2 separate regions of the Homo sapiens genome follow, and region 2 is linked to region 1. Evidence: read pairs that join two places in POLR2A ChIA-PET (ENCODE). Cell type or tissue: GM12878. All regions are shown on one strand.

Region 1 (5,000 bases):
CATTACATTAACATCAACAATACAAGTATTAATAATAAACCCCAACAGTGGGCTTACTGTGTCAGGCATTTGAAGGGCCCCACGTGTCTATCCCATTTGATCCTCCCAGCTACCCTCAAGGTAGGGGGGCTGAGATACTAAGGGAGGCGCGGCAGCTGCGGCTTCCGAAAACCAGGGCAAATCCCTAAACCATAAACAAATGCACTCAGCCATGAGGTCACTGTTTACAGCGCTAGGGCCTGGCTCCTGCCAAGTGCAACTAGCAGCCTCCAGCCCCTGCTCCCCAGGCATCAGGCCCCTCGGCTCCTGGGCCTCTGTCATCCTGATCCTCAGGGAGAGGGATGGGAGCTCTCACGAAAGAGCAGCTCCTGGCCGGGCATGGTGGCTGACGCCTGTAATTCCAATACTTTGGGAGGTCGAGGTAGGAAGACTGCTTGAGGCCAGGAGTTCAAGACCAGCCTGAGCAAAATAGGGAGACCCCCATCTCTATAAAAACTTTTTAAAATTAGCAGGGCATGATGGTGTGTGCCTGCAGTATCAGCTACTCAGGAAGCTGAGACAGGAGGATCCCTTGAGAGCCCAGGAGGTCAAGGCTGCAGTGAGCTGTGATCAGCCACCGTACTGCAGCCTGGGTGACAAAGAGAGACTATGTTTCAAGAAAGAAAGAAAGAAACAAAGAAACAAGGCCGGGCATGGTGGCTCATGCCTGTAATTCTGGCCCTTTGGGAGGCCGAGGCCGGCAGATCACTTGAGGTCAGGAGTTCGAGACCAGACCGGTCAACACGGTGAAACCCCGTCTCTACTAAAAAAATACAAAAATTAGCTGGGTATGGTGGCATGCCTGTAATCCCAGCTACTCGGAAGGCTGAGGCAGGAGAATTGCTTGAACCCGGGAGGTGGAAGTTGCAGTGAGCAGCGATCACGCTACTGTACTCCAGCCTGGGTGACAGAGCAAGACTTCATCTCAAAAAAAAAAAAAAAAAGAAAAAAGGAAGAGCATCCCCTGGCCAGGCAGCATTCTGGACTCCGTGTGGCTGAATCCTCCTACAAACCCCAGGAGGGTAGGAATGTCACCCCCACTCTACAGATGAGGAAAGTGAGGCTCAAAGAAGGGAGGTAACCTGCACAGGTCACCTAGGAATGAAACCCAAAGCCAGAACATTTTCTCCAGCAACATCTGTATCTGAGGAAGGGGGCGTGCTCCTGGTGTGTCCTTGGCTTCCCACAGGAGTCACTTTAGACCAGAGTTTAGATCCCAGATTCCCTGGACCTGACCTCCTTGTATCCGGTCTCAGCTCCTCACGGGTCCTGGGAATGTATGTTGTGAACAAGCCCTCCTGGTGATTTTTATCCACCCTGGGAGGCTGAGATCCTGGCCTACCCTCGCCCCCAGACTACTAGTCTACTACTACTACCAACCAGTCCTACTAGCCTACTACTACTAGTAGTCCTACTGATGTATTGCTCAGAAGAACTTATACTTGCTGTGTGAGTTCTTCTCAGCAATAAGAAAACCACAACCAGACCAGGCATGGTGGCTCACACCTGTAATCCCAGCACTTTGGGAGGCCGACGTGGGTAGATCACCTGAGGTCAGGAGTTAGAGACCAGCCTGGCCAACACAGAGAAACCCCATCTCTACTAAAAATACGAAAATTAGCTGGACATGGTGGCGCATGCCTGTAATCCCAGCTACTTGGGAGGCTGAGGTAGGAGAATTGCTGGAACCCAGGAGGCAGAGGTTGCTGAGATCACACCACTGCACTCCAGCCTGGGTGACAGAGTGAGACCCTGCCTTAAAAAAAAAAAGAAAAAGAAAACCACAACCAATACATGTTTATTTCCAGACCTAGTATTTAATACTCTCTTCACTTGAATTATTTCATTTTATCCTCACAAAAACCTCTAGAGGGAGGGACTCATTTTATCTCCATTTTCCATGAGGAAACAAGCTCAGAGATGTGAAGGAACTTACCCAAGGCCACACAGCAAACGTGGCACAGCAGCTCTCCGCCCCGTGACCTTGCCCTCCTCATGCTGGGCAAAGGCCCCACCGAGGTTCTGTAGGTCCTGTCAACGGTGAGGACCAGCAGAGAGGGAGAGCTGGGGGTTGGGGGGGGGCACTGAGGCCTGTGGTTTTATTCATGACCCCCCACCCCACCCCACCAATACCCCTCTGCTCCATAAAACCACAGGAGCTCAAAAGCCCTGAGGATTCAGCTGGTCAAAAGCCACATTTAACAGAAGGGGAAAATGAGGCACCAAGCGGTAGGGGCAAGTCAGGGCATGGACCACGGAGCTGGCAGAGCAAGTTGGGGAAGTCCCAGAGGTACCCTCCTAGGCAGCGCCCGCCCCCTCCCCACTCGGGTCCATCAAGCCCTCCAAGACGATGCCAGGGAAAGCAGCATTCTGATAACTTCCCAAAACCCCCCAGAACGACCCCAGCACATGGGGCTCAGGGTGGTGGCCAGAGGTGTCCATCCAGCTCAGGCCCCAGGCCCGCAGATGAGCTCAGCGCTCCAGCTGCAGCGTGGGGAGAGGAGGGAGGGAAGGGCAAGAGGGATGCTGATTGGCTAATTCAAACCCCAACAGAAACGGCCCCTCCTCTCCGCCCAGACTCCGGAGAGCCACACACCCGCTCCCCACACCCGCCTCCCCGCCGCCGCCGCCGCTGCTCTAGCTCCACCCACGGAGGCGCCGCAGCCGGCAGCTAGCTCCAGGTCCCAGCCTCTCCTCCGCCTCTTCCTCATCTTTCTGAAGTCTGACATTTTTTTGTGTCCCTCCCAGAAATCCTCCACTATATGCCCAAACGCAGATTCCTCTGAGCTTCTCCAGCTATTCCCTCCCCCTCCCCATCTCCTCCCTACTGCCTTCCCCCACCACCCCCCACCCCTCCCAACCCAGTGATTGGAATCTGAATATGCCCGGGAGCTGCCCTGTCAAGTAGAGGTACGCTTTGAACTTGGAAACTAACTCATTCTTTTTTTTCTTTTAGAGAGAGACCTTGTCGCTCTGTCGCCCAGGCTGGAGTGCAGTGCTGCAATCATAGCTCACTGAAACCTTTAACTCCTGGACTCAAGCAATCCTCTGGCCTTGGCCTCCCATATAGCTGGGACTATAGGCACTTGCCACCACGCCCAGCTAATTTTTTTTTTTTTTTTTTTTTTTTTTGAGACAGAGTTTCACTCTGTCACCCAGGCTGGACTGCAATGGTGTGAGCTCACTGCAACCTCGGCCTCCCAGGTTCAAGCGATTCATCTGCCTCAGCCTCCTGAGTAGCTGGGAGTACAGGCGTGTACCACCACACCCGGCTCATTTTGTATTTTTAGTAGAGCCGGGGTTTCACCATGTTGGCCAGGCTGGTCTCGAACTCCTGACCTCAGGTGATCCATCCGCCTCGGCCTGCCAAAGTGCTAGGATTACAGGTGTGAGCCACCACCCCCAGCCTCTGCTAATTTTTTTTATTTTTTTGTAGAGATAGGGTCTTGCTATGTTGCCCAGCCTGATTTCCAACTATTGGCCTCTAGCGATCCTCCCACTTCAGCCTCCCAAAGCGCTGGGATTCTGGGATTACAGGCATGAGCCTCCACCTCTGGCGGAGACACAACCATTGGTTGCCTCATGTGTAGGACAGCACTACAATCCCATTGTGCACCAACAAGACCACAGGGGGCGCCAGCAGCTTCCTGGAACAGGCACTCCTGTTTACCTCCCCTGGTTCTGCTGGCCTTTGAAACCATGGCTCTCCCTGGTCCCTTAACAAAGGTTTTTCTTTTATATTCCACTGGAAAGGCTATAGGGCTTGAGTTTGCCAGTGTCTTCCAACAGAAGGGACTTCTCCCCAGGTAAGTGTGTGGCTGACTCGCATCCTGCCGCTCCCCTGGGTCCTCACAGGAGCCATCTTCTGCCACCTTCCTCTTTCCCCCTTCCTGGCTCAGGCCCACTTCTCCCTTGGGCCTTCACTCAGAAGTCACCCCTGCAGGAAGCCTCCCTAGGGCCCCATCCCAGCTCCTCGTGTCACCAGATCACACTGGGCTGAGTTCTGAGGGCAGAGGGCCGGGCCTGGGGGCCCTGGAGTTCTCACCACCAGACCAGAGCTTCCGAAGACAGGCAGGGGGACATCCCACCTGCCAACCTCCCACCCACCCTTCCCCTGCTTCCTGAAGCAGAGAGCAGTGAGGCCAAGCTGGAGGCTTGGGAGGCTCATGAGCCTGGGCTCTGCCACCAACACACTGAGCGCCCCTTGACCTTCGGCAGGTATTGCTTTTCTCTGAACCTCAGATTCTTCATCAAGAAAATGGAAATAATGATAGCTAACATTTTTGAGTCCTTATGCTGGCATTTTACCCACATTATTATTATTATTATTATTATTATTATTATTATTATTATTATTTTTGAGACGGAGTCTCACTCTGTCACCCTGGCTGGAGTGCAGTGGCGCGATCTCAGCTCACTGCAACCTCCGCCTCCCGGGTTCAAGCGATTCTCCTGTCTCAGCCCCTGAGTAGCTGGGATTACAGGCGGGAACCACCACACTCGGCTAATTTGTGTATTTTTAGTAGAGATGGGGTTTCACCATGTTGGCCAGGCTGGTCTCGAACTCCTGACCTCAGGTGATCTGCCCGCCTCGGCCTCCCAAAGTGCTGGGATTACAGGCATGAGCCACTGTGCCCAGCCCGCATTATTTCATTTAATCCTCATATAACCCTGTGAGATAGAGATTGCTGCAAACCCATTTTACAGATGAGGACACTGAAATTGATGACTTTGCTCAAAATAATAAAGTTCAGGTATATTGGAGCCAAGATTTAAACCAGCCTTGACCAACTCTAGGCCTTCACTACTTCTCTTTGTTTTTTTTTTTTTGAGACGGAGTCTCGCTCTGTCGCCCAGGCTGGAGTGCAGTGGTGACACGATCTTGGCTCACTGCAAGCTCCGCCTCGTGGGTTCACGCCATTCTCCTGCCTCAGCCTCCCGAGTAGCTGGGACTACACATG
Region 2 (5,000 bases), 220 kb before region 1:
TGGCATAGGGACTGGCGTGAAAATAGGGGAGGCCGCTCTTCTGTCTGTCTGAATACTCCACAGTAGGTAAAATATCCAAGGGCACCACTGCCTGCTCCTCCCCACAGACTATCCCAGCCTAGTCCTGGAGGCAGGGAAAGGCCATACCAGAGTAATGGTCCACCAGGGCCTGGAGTGAGGGGAAGGTGAGGCGCGGTGAGATGTACAGCCAGCCATTGTCAAGGCAGTGGATCCTGTAGTGTCTGATCCGGTCCCAGGATGCAGGGCGGCTGAGGCGGACTGACAGAGAGTAAGAGCCTGAGGAGAAAGGGGTCCAGGGGTGGCACTGAGGCCCTGCTGGGACTCGGCCCCACCTAGGCTGGGAAACGAAGATAGGCAACGTGACCATGGGGCCCCGGCAGAAGGGAAGTGTCTGGGGCAGAAGCAGGACAAAGACTTGCTCTCTTGGTCATCAATAATATGTTCATAATAGATGGGGGTCTTGTGAGGGTGAAATCAAATCACACACAGAGCCCTCAGTACAGGGTCTGGCACTGTGTGAGTGAACATTCAGCGTTGGCTGTTCTTACAAAGACTCAGGTGGCAGATATGTTAGGATGCAAAAACACTGTCAAGAAGATGCTGGCAAGGAAGTGGAGAAGTAGGACCTCCCACCCTGCTGGTGGAAGAGAAATTAGTACGAGCCACCTTGGAAACAGTTTGGCATTAACTAGATGAGCTGAACATGCACGTACCTTACAACCCAGCAGTTCTTCCCAGGCACAATACCTCAGAAGCACACAAGCAATATGCACAGCGGCATTGTTTGTAAAAGTCAAAAACGGCAAACAGCCCGTTTGTGCTCAAGAGTAGAATAAATTGTGGATTATAGAGTGTAGTGCTATACAGCAGTAAAAATTAATAACTGCTACATATAAGCATAAGGAAATCTTGGAAATTAAGCAGAAAAACATTACAGAGCATACATTCAGCCTGATTCTATTTAAAGTTCAAAGATAGCCAACATGACATTATATGTTGCACAGGCACACACGGCAAAGCTCTGAAGAAAAGCAACTGAATGATTAACACAGTGAAGCATGAGAGGGGGCTACAAAGGGCTTGTTAGGTAATTTCAGCTGGCAAGTGGGCGCGTGGATGTCAGTTTTATTAGTGCTGCTCAACCTACATGTATACATTACATACACTGATGAATGACAGTTTCACCAGCTTTGCATGTTTCATTTTTTCATTTTTTTTTTTTATTTTAATTTTCTTTTTTTTTTTTTTTGGAGACAGAGTCTCCCTCTGTTGCCCAGGCTGGAGTGCAGTGGTGCAATCTCGGCTCACTGCAACCTCCGCCTCCTGGGTTGAAGTGATTCCCCCGCCTCAGCCTCCCGAGTAGCTGGGACTACAGGCGCCTGCCACCACCACGCCCGGCTAATTTTTTGTATTTTTGGTAGAGACAGGGTTTCACCATATTTGCCAGGCTGGTCTCGAACTCTTGACCTCGTGATCCGCCTGCCTCAGCCTCCCAAAGTGCTGGGATTACAGGCATGAGCCACCGCGCCCAGCCAGATTTTAATTTATTTTTAGAGCCATGCTCTCGCTCTGTTGCCCAGATGGCGTGCAGTGGCATGATCACAGCTCCTGGGCTCAAACAGTCCTCTTGCCTCAGCCTCCTGAGTACTTGGAATTATAGGCGTGAACCACCCCGTGCCTGGCCATATAAGCACATTTAAAATATTAAAACAGGCTAGGGGCAGTGGCTCACGCCTGTAATCCCAGTTCGAGACCACCCTGGCCAACGTGGTGAAACCCCATCTCTACTAAAAATACCAAAGTTAGCTGGGTGTGGTGGTGCACACCTGTAGTCCGAGCTACTTGGAAGGCTAAGGCAGGAGAATCACTTGAACCCAGGAGGCAGAGGTTGCAGTGAGCCGAGATTGTGCCACTGCAGTCCAGCCTTGGCAACAGAGCAAGACTCTATAAATAAATAAATAAAAAACCCAAGGCCGGGGACGGGTGCAGTGGCTCACGCCTGTAATCCCGGCACTTTGGGAGGCCGAGGTGGGCGGATCACCTGAGGTCAGGAGCTCAAGAACAGCCTGACCAATGTGGCGAAACCCTGCCTCTACTAAAAATACAAAAAAAAAAAAAATTAGCCAGGTGTGGTGGTGTGCGCCTGTAGTCCCAGCTACTTGGGAGGTTGAGGCAGGAGAATTGCTTGAACGCAGGAGACAGGTTGCAGTGAGCCGAGATCACACCACTGCACTACAGCCTGGGCAACAGAGCGAGACTCCATCTCAATTAAAAAAATAAATAAACAAGGCTGGGCAGAGTGGCTCATGCCTGTAGTCCCAGCTACTCTGAAGGCTGAGGCAGGGGGATTGCTTGAGCCCGGGAGGTGAAGGTTGCGGTGAGCCAAGATTGTGCCACTGCACTCCAGTCTGGATGACAGAGTGAGACCCTGTCTCAAAAAAAAAAAAAAAAAAAAAAAATTAAAACAAAAGTTAATGGGCCGGGCGCGGTGGCTCACGCCTATAATCCCAGCACTTTGGGAGGCCAAGGCAGGCGGATCACAAGGTCAGGAGATCAAGACCAGCCTGGCTAACACAGTGAAACCCCATCTCTACTGAAAATACAAAAAATTAGCCAGGCGTGGTGGCGTGCGCCTGTAATCCCAGCTACTCAGGAGGCTGAGGCAGGAGACTCGCTTGAACCCAGGAGGCAGAGGTTGCAGTGAGCCGAGATCAGCCACTGCACTACAGCCCGGGCGACAGAGTGAGACTCCGTCTCAAAAAAATTAGTCCAGGCGCAGTGGCTCAAGCCTGTAATCCCAGCACTTTGAGAGGCTGAGGCAGGCAGATCACGAGGTCAGGAGATCAAGATCATCCTGGCTAACACGGTGAAACCCTGGCTCTACTAAAAATATAAAAAATTAGCCGGGCGTGGTGGCGGGCGCCTGTAGTCCCAGCTACTCGGGAGGCTGAGGCAGGAGAATGGCGTGAACCCAGGAGGCAGAGGTTGCAGTGAGGCGAGATCGTGCCACTGCACTCCAGCCTGGGTGACAGAGCGAGACTCCGTCTCAAAAAAAAAAAAAAAGGCTAAAAGTAAAAAGATGGAAAAAAGATATATCATGCAGACAACCATAAGTAAGCTAGAATGGCTTATTAATGGGAGAATGTTAGTGGGATATTAATATCAGACAATAGAATTCAAAAGACTGGAGTGCAGTGGCATGATCTTGACTCACCACAACCTCCGCCTTTCAGGTTCAGGTGATTCTCCTGCCTCAGCTTCCCAAGTAGCTGGGACTACAGGCACGTGCCACCATGCCCGGCTATTTTTTTGTTTTTTTAGTAGAGATGGGGTTTCACTATGTTGGCCAGGTTGGTCTTGAACTCCTGACCTTGTGATCTGCCCACCTTGGCCTCTCAAAGTGCTGGGTTTACAGCTGTGAGCCACTGTGCCCGGCCAACAAATTTAAAAGGATTGAAATCATTAAAAATATGTTGTCTGGCCACAATGGAATTAAATTAGAAATTAATAAGGAAAAGGTATCTAGGCTGGGCGCAGTGGCTCAAGCCTGTAATCCCAGCACTTTGGGAGGCAGAGGCTGTTGGATCACCTGAGGTCAGGAGTTCAAGACCAGCCTGACCAACAAGGCAGCCTGACCATCTGTACTAAAAATATAAAATTAGCTAGGTATGGTGGCACATGCCTATAAATCCCAGCTACTTGAGAGGCTGAGGCAGGAGAATTGCTTGAACCCAGGCAGCGGAGATTGCAGTGAGCCGAGATTGTACCATTTCACTACAGCCTAGGGAACAAGAGTGAACTCCATCTCAAAAAAAAAAAAAAAAAAAAAAAAAAAAGTATCTAGAAGCCAGGTTTGGTGGCTCACGCCTGTAATCCCAACACTTTGGGAGGTTGAGGTGGGCAGATCATTTGAGGTCGAGAGATTGAGATGCGTCTGACTAACATGGTGAAACTCCATCTCTACAAAAAATACAAAAAAATTAGCCAGGCTTGGTGCCAGTAATTCCAGCTACTTGGGAGGCTGAAGCAAGAGAATTGCTTGAACCTGTGAGGTGGAGGTTGCAGTAAGCTGAGATCACGCCACTGCACTCCAGCTTGGGCAATGGAGTGAGACTCTGGGGGAAAAAAAAAAAAAAAAAAAAAAAGGCTGGGTGCGGTGGCTCACACCTGTAATCCTAGCACTTTGGGAGGCTAAGGTGGGTGGATCACCTGAGGTAAGGAGTTCAAGACCAGCCTGGCCAACATGGTGAAACCCCATCTCTACTAAAAATACAAAAATTAGCCAGGCATGGTGGCACACGCCTGTAATCCCAGCTACTTGGGAGACTGAGGCAGGAGGATTGCTTGAACCTGGGAGCAGGAGGTTGCAGTGAGCCAAGATCACGCCACTGCACTCCAGCCTGGGCAATATAGCAAGACTCTGTGTCAAAAAAAAAATTGGAGAGACTGAAGTGGGAGGGTCACTTGAGGCTAAGAATTAAAGACCAGCCTGGTCAACATAGAGACCCCCTTCCCATGTCTGTACAAATTTTTTTCTTTTTTTTTTTTTTGAGACAGAGTCTCGCTCTCTCACCCAGGCTGGAGTGCAGTGGCGCCATCTCGGCTCACTGCAAGCTCTGCCTCCTGGGTTCACGCCATTCTCCTGTCTCAGCCTCCCAAATAGCTGGGACTACAGGTGCCTGTCACCACACGTGGCTATTTTTTTTTGTATTTTTAGTAGAAACGGGGTTTCACCATGTTAGCCAGGATGGTCTCGATCTCCTGACCTTGTGATCCACCTGTCTCGGCCTCCCAAAGTGCTGGGATTACAGGTGTGAGCCACCGTGCCTGGCCAAAAAAAAATTTTTTTTTAATTAACCAGGTGTGGTGGTGTGAGCCGATAGTCACAGCTACTCAGGAGGCTGAGGCAGGAGAATCACATGAACCCAGGAGGCAGAGGCAATTATTATGCCACTGCACTCCAGCCTGGGCGACAGAGC

The links. ChIA-PET counts read pairs that join two places held together with the same protein. Peaks named below come from ENCODE experiments on the same cell type or tissue, not always from the same donor. Only the 100,000 strongest peaks of a DNase experiment are listed, where the experiment ranks them.
Region 2: POLR2A ChIA-PET joins it to region 1 with 5 read pairs; 8 of 35 experiments call an interaction of 5 or more read pairs at or near these places.

The regions. Positions count from the first base shown.
Region 1 is chr20:36,833,197-36,838,196 of GRCh38, forward strand. All of the region lies in intron 2 of MTCL2 (microtubule crosslinking factor 2), which reads right to left. Among named protein-coding and RNA genes, the nearest start is that of MTCL2, 28 kb to the right of the region's middle. RefSeq lists an enhancer at 2,217-2,276 and a silencer at 2,507-2,796. In GM12878, a CTCF peak has its summit at 3,670; DNase peaks (open chromatin) are centred at 2,565 and 3,694; H3K4me3 peaks cover 2,387 bases; H3K27ac peaks cover 2,465 bases.
Region 2 is chr20:36,615,078-36,620,077 of GRCh38, forward strand. SLA2 (Src like adaptor 2) reads right to left here. Exons shown (of 8, transcript NM_032214.4): 6 at 148-297. Among named protein-coding and RNA genes, the nearest start is that of RAB5IF, 12 kb to the left of the region's middle. In GM12878, no CTCF peak of the experiment used is centred here; no DNase peak of the experiment used is centred here.